2 separate regions of the Homo sapiens genome follow, and region 1 is linked to region 2. A link is a contact called in ENCODE Hi-C or POLR2A ChIA-PET data. All regions are on one chromosome and are shown on one strand. The core of a region is the stretch at or near the end of the contact, and the rest is flanking DNA. Distances in the headings are between cores, read along the strand shown.

Evidence for each region. Hi-C counts contacts between places; a loop is a spot of excess contacts on that map. ChIA-PET counts read pairs that join two places held with the same protein, here RNA polymerase II (POLR2A). Pooled maps may share reads with other maps.
Region 1: a map of ovary shows a loop between it and region 2 (2.5-fold over the local background). The contact joins two enhancer-like sites. A Hi-C loop is called at or near these places in 1 of 168 maps with a recorded cell type or tissue (ovary) and 2 of 50 pooled maps. POLR2A ChIA-PET finds 5 or more read pairs at or near these places in 1 of 52 experiments (activated T-cell).

The regions. Positions count from the first base shown.
Region 1 is chr1:55,718,802-55,721,710 of GRCh38, reverse strand. No RefSeq gene overlaps it. Among named protein-coding and RNA genes, the nearest start is that of LINC01753, 220 kb to the left of the region's middle. RefSeq lists enhancers at 751-1,251, 1,252-1,752. Within about 2 kb of position 1,295, at least 14 of the 41 ENCODE cell types and tissues checked have a DNase peak (open chromatin) inside an H3K27ac peak, as active enhancers do.
Region 2 is chr1:55,603,407-55,606,589 of GRCh38, reverse strand. No RefSeq gene overlaps it. Among named protein-coding and RNA genes, the nearest start is that of LINC01753, 340 kb to the left of the region's middle. Within about 2 kb of position 1,634, at least 2 of the 41 ENCODE cell types and tissues checked have a DNase peak (open chromatin) inside an H3K27ac peak, as active enhancers do.

The DNA.
Region 1 (2,909 bases), core at 46-2,545, 120 kb before region 2:
TCTGTCGCCAGGCTGGAATGCAGTGGCACCATCTCGGCTCACTGCAACCTCCAACTCCCTGGTTCAAGTGATTCTCCTGCCTCAGCCTCCTGGGTAGCTGGGATTATAGGCATGTGCCACCATGCCCAGCTGATTTTTGTATTTTTAATAGAGATGGGGTTTCACCATGTTGGCCAGGATGGCCTTTATCTCCTGACCTCATGATCTGCCCACTTCAGCCTCCCCAAGTGCTGGGACTACAGGTGTGATCTACCATGCCTGGCCTTAATAAAAATGAAAAGACATAATCCATTGAAATTATTTACATTAGGGTTTCTCAACATCCACACAACTGGCATTTTGGACTAGACAATTCTTTGTTGCTGGGAACTGTCCTATGTACTGCAGGATGTTTAGCAGCATCACTGGCCTCTACCCACCAGATGCCATAGCACTCCAAAAATGTCTCAGACATTTTCAAATGTTTCAGGGGTTGGGGGGCAAAATTAATTTCCATTGAAAACCACTGCTTAGGCTGGCACAGTGTCTCACACCTGTAATCCCAGCACTTTGGGAGGGTGAGGCAGGCAGATCACTTGAGGTCAGGAGTTCAAGACCAGCCTGGCCAACATGGTGAAAGCCTATCTCTACTAAAAATACAATAAAAGAAAACCAGGCTTGGTAGTGGGCACCTGTAATCCTCCTGTAATCCTAGGTACTCGGGAGGCTGAGGTACGAGAATGCTTGAGCCTGGGAAGTGGAGGTTGCAGTGAGCCGAAATCACACCACTGTGCTCCAGTCTGGGCAATATAGTGAGACTCTGCCTCATGAAAAAAAAGCCTAATAATAGCTCAGTGAATGTTAACTATTACTGTAATTTGTATTATTGTGTTGTGATTATTAATGTCTTCTGAAGATGAAGTACAAATCTCCCCATTCTATGCTACTATAGAGAAGAAAGAATTCAGTTTTTAAAGCTGAGATAAATCAAATAATTCTAGCATCACAGATTTGCTGGTACTAGTTCCCCCGTGTATTAAATAGGCACAATGTGGCTATTTCTTAAGCTAGTTGAAGATTCAGTGAGCAAGCGCAGATCAAACAGCCTGGTGCTGAAGAGTAGATCAGTGGCTGTTACCTGAATCATACTGTTTTGTCCCTTTGAGGAGGGGTGCTCTGGAAAGAGCCCCTGCCAGCCTCAGAGGAAGGGACATTGCTGGGCAGCAGGTCACATGCAGTGCTTGTCTCAACAAAGCAAAGTAACATGTGGCAAGCACAGCTGGGGGCAGCTGTTCCCTCGTTCCCTGAGGATAAAGCCCTGCTCTGTGGATGAGCATTTTTTGGCACCAGGATAGACACAGCTAAGCCTAACTGGTTATCTGCCAGGCTTGAAGCTGGCCCAACCTTGCCCACCCATCTGCAATTCTTTCCTGATTAGGAAGAAAGTAAATTCACCTCTGAGTCCTCTGCGTGGGAACAAAGCTCTACTTTGCCTGACTTTCAAGATACACAATTAGGATTCCCCAAAGGTTATTGGTGTCAGACTGGCACACAGTAGGTGTTTAACATACTTTCTAAAACCTTTGATGATGCTAGTTTTATGTATCCTGCTTCACTTAATCCTCACACTAATCTTTTGGAGTCAATATTATTGAATTTTATAGATGAAGAAAAGGTTCAGAGGGTTAAGTGGATTTTCTAACAAAACATAACAAGCCGAGTGGTGAACCTTGCATTTGAACCCACATCTGTCTAACTCTGTGCCCTGTGATCTTTCTAATATTGCACCTGTAACGTACAAATCTGGGAAAGAAAAGTAAATCGGGAGGCTATTTCATGATTTTTTTTTTAACTCTCAAGCAGGTGAAAAGATTGCCCACTCACACAGACCCAAGTAACAGATTAGTCTCTCCAACTTCATTAGAAACAATTTTATTTCTCTGAATATTGTGTCTCATTGATTTGCCCTTTTTCCAGGCAGGCACAGTGTTAGAGGCTGAGAATTCTGATCTGAAAAGCCCAAGTCAAAGACCTCCCTGAATTTGAAAAGCCCACAGGAGAAAAACAAGAGATAATCCTTTGACATTTCTTTGCAAGATCCCAATTGTGGCAAATTTTGTGTTCCCAAGTGCTGTGGAGGCACAAGGCAGCAATGACCAGCTCTGTCTGTGAGAGTCAGAACTTCCCAGTCAAAGAGAAATGAACTGAATCTTAAAGGGGGAGCAGGAAGATGTGCACAGTGACTTGTCCCTGAGCCTGGTCCTGGTAAAGGGAACTTAATGTTTAAAGGCATAGTGATGTATAAAGCGGGTGTTTAGGGAGCAACAAGTAAGGCTATGTGGTTGGATTTTAACATCTGCCATTAGGATGCAGACACGGCTAAACATTTGCCAGGTCTTCCATAGCCCCCTAGTATGTCAGAGCCAGACATTCACAAGGTAACTGAAACCAGAGAAGGAACCTGGCCTGTTCAGGGACACTGGAGAGCAAACCTCACTCCTGATTCCCAGAACAACACTTCACCAAACTGAGCTGCCTCTTGTGTAATCACCCTCATTCTCGTTTGGAGCCACCGCCTATGTGTCTCCTGCCTGGCCCAGATTCCTGGGGTCTCAAACCACATGAGACCTCAGAAGGGTGCATTAGTCATTTGCATTACTATCCGACCAGCATAGTTTCCTGGCCATGAAGCCTCCTGGCTTTAGAGATGCGTAACATGTGCTCATTTCCCTGCAGGGTTCAGCTTCGTTTAAGCTCAAACAAATGAGAAATGCTATGAAAAAATGTACAGTCCTTGACCTTTGAGCTCTTCCAGTTGGCTGATGGCCTTGGGTGAATTCCTCCCCCATGAATCAAAGTCAGGAGCCAAGTTGCATTATTTTAAGGACTCCAGGCTCAATGCCTTTCCCCTGTTTGCACTGCTCTCTCAT
Region 2 (3,183 bases), core at 385-2,884:
CTCTCCTTCTCCCTCCTTCCCTTGAAGAAGGAAAAAAAAAGAGCCTCTCAATAGTTTTTAGGTAACTCGTGGTGGAGAGGCAGGCTAGTCCACTGGAAAGAACATAGATTTGATGGTCAGATAGATCTAAGTCGAACACCTTTCTCCACTGTAGGTAGGTGATTTTAGATAAATTATTTGTCTTTGCTAATCTTTGCCTTCTGCATCTGTAAAATGGAAAGGCTAATTCTTACTGCAGAGTTATTGTGAAATTTAAAATTAGCATATGTAAAGCTTGTTCTCCCATAATGAATAGTCCCTATTATGAACAATAACAGTATTTATTCCAGGCCCAAATCATCACCTCACTCAATCTGACCATCAGGTCACTCAACCCTGACCCCTTGTTTCCCCAGAAATGAAATTATGACTAAAGGGAGCATAGGCTTTGGAATTGTCTCCAAAACTAATGAGCTAGGCAGCCTTGAGAAATTTTTCAACCTTTCTGAGACTCAGTTTTCTTATTTGTAAAATGAAAATTATAAGATTTTGAGTATTTGATGAAATCATCTATTCTAACATTTGTCCTACCCACTAAACTGCAAGCTTCTTGCAGATAAGGCCATATTTGTGTGATTTGCTTCTGTTTCCTCAAAACCTGGCACCACAGTGCACAATCCCAGAAGCTGGAGTTCTGAAACCTGCTGTCAAATGGCTTGTCTTCATGCCCACTGCCTACCTACCATCTGCTGCCAGACTGTCCCCAAACTTTCTGTCTTTCCCTTGAATGCCCTGCAGTGGACTCCCTCATGGTGACTACTTGCCTGCATAACTCAAGGGGCAGAGAAGAAGTCTGCCAATAGCAAATTGGCAGAGTCCATCATGTCCCCTCCTCCCAGGATCTGCCCCAGTGGACCTCCCTGACAAAAAGCCAGGGCCTAAGGGAGTGATGGAACTATGGAGAAGTATGTTTCAGTAGATGGAACAGCATGAACAAAGGCTTCAAGGCTTGAAAAGAAAATGGAAGCAGTTTAGGCTGAGTGAGGACACTAAGGAAGTGTTGTGAAGTGGTGCAGACCAAGTGCAGCTTCAATGCCAAGAAAGTTGGGCTTTATTCTTTGGGAGCCTCCAAGTATTTTGAAGAGGGAGAAGCAGTGATTAGAAGCTCAACCAAGAAGATGAATCTCACACTAATAAAGATGTTTATTAGTGTGGGGAGAGCTGGAAGCAAGGAGACGAGTTAGAAAGCTGACATAGTGCAAACAAGTGGCTTGCTCAAGCTCAAGGAGGACTCATGAGAAAGAGTCACACCAAACATTACTGTATGTTCTCTATAGCTCTTTTCGAGGAAAACCCTTGGATAACTTTAAGTCGGTGACCTAGATTATAATCCTGGCCATAATCTGCTGGGTGACTTTGGCAAGCCACTTCACCTCTCTAGGGCTCCCTTTCCTTATCTACAGAATAAAGGGCTTGGATCAAAATATCCCTTTCAGCGCTGCATATTCATTGTGCTCTCCACAAGTTCATTACATTTCCAAGCACCTGTGAGAGAATGATAAGACACTTTGATTGAAACCAGAAAGCCAAGTCATCCAGGGAGACCCCCACCAGGCTTCTCCAGATGTGGGCCATTATCATTTAGCACAAAGGACTGCCAGGCAGCTAAAACAGAATATTCCGGGAAATTGCTCCATAACTGGGCATTTCTCCTTGTAAGCTTAAATCAAAGCACTCTGAGAATAAACTGTTCCCACAAGGGAGATAATATTATTTCTCCTGGCCTGAAGGCAATAGATGTGTGTGTCTGCTCATACTTCTCCGATTCACCAAATCTCAGAGGCCATAATACATTTCCAGAGGTAGCCAACCAGCTGTCACACAACTGGAAAGGAGCAAAATAAAAAGAATAATGGGAGCCTGATATTTCCATCTTGCTGGTGTCTCTTTGTCTCTTTGGTGAAACCAGCAGCTGGTAAGATAAAAGCAAAAAATAACAAGAAACATCCAAAATACCAAAGGGTGTCAAAAAAAAAAAAAAGGCAGGAGAAGGAACAGAGGAAAGAGAAAAAGCAGAAGCAAGGTCTTGGGACAGAGACAGTGTGGTACAGTGAACTGGGAGGAGAGGAAAGCCACAGCTTGAGTCCAGGGCCACATCTGTCCTGGTGCCAAGCACAAGCTTGACTCCTGGGAGCTTTTCAGCTCTCACATTCTGGGGTTCAACCTCCCCAGTGCAGATCAGGTACTTTCTAGCACTTGGGCTTCCAGGAGAGAAAAAGAACAAGTTTTGGAGTATGTATGTCACACCAGGCATTTACCAGCATATGATGTCAGACAGCTTGTTTGGCCTCTCAGAGTATCTGTTTTCTCATCTGGAGAGCATGGAAAGTCACATCTACTGTATTTCATCAAATCTAACACACCACACACTGTAAGATTCACCATTGTTTTATGTACAGTTAGCAAAAGAGAAACAAAAAATAACCTTGACAATTAAATCACAATATAAGGCTCTCATCACATAGACTGTAAGATTCAGCCTGATCTTAAAGATGTTAACATGTGGAAACAAGAGTCTTAGAATCTATGAAATGCAGCATTTGCAAGGTTGTTGAGAACTCTAAAAATGAGGCCATCTGTGGAAAAATGCCTAGTGCAGTGCCAGACATACTTTAGGGACAAATATATATTTGTGATTTCCATTATAATCACCATCATAAAACAATTATCTGAGGCCTCAGCAATTTCCTGGGAAGTGGGGTTGGACGTGGACACTGTGCTATGTCTCCTTTTGCTCCTTTCCACCTAGCACCTAATCCTTTAGAACACTTAGCAGATACCCACCACGTACCACCAAGGTGCTGAGGGCTTTAAGTGTTGATTTGTCAGCCAACTCATTGAGTTGATCCATATAACTGCGAGAAATGCTAACACTATGGTGACCATAGCTTGAACCATCACCCAAAGTTGTTGTCCCTGCCAACTGTTTGACAGAAGTGATGCCTCTGGGGAGGTAGAAGGTGGGAGAGTGAAGGCCACCATTTTGACTGCCCACCAGAGTCTCTGCTGCTTAAGTGGGTGGCCAGAGGTGACCTGCCCCTTTAAGGATTGTGTTAAAGCTCACATACTTTGTTTTTAATCTCTTTCTCCCCACTCTCTCATATTTTTTAATTTTTTATTATTTTTTCAAAAAAATTCAATATG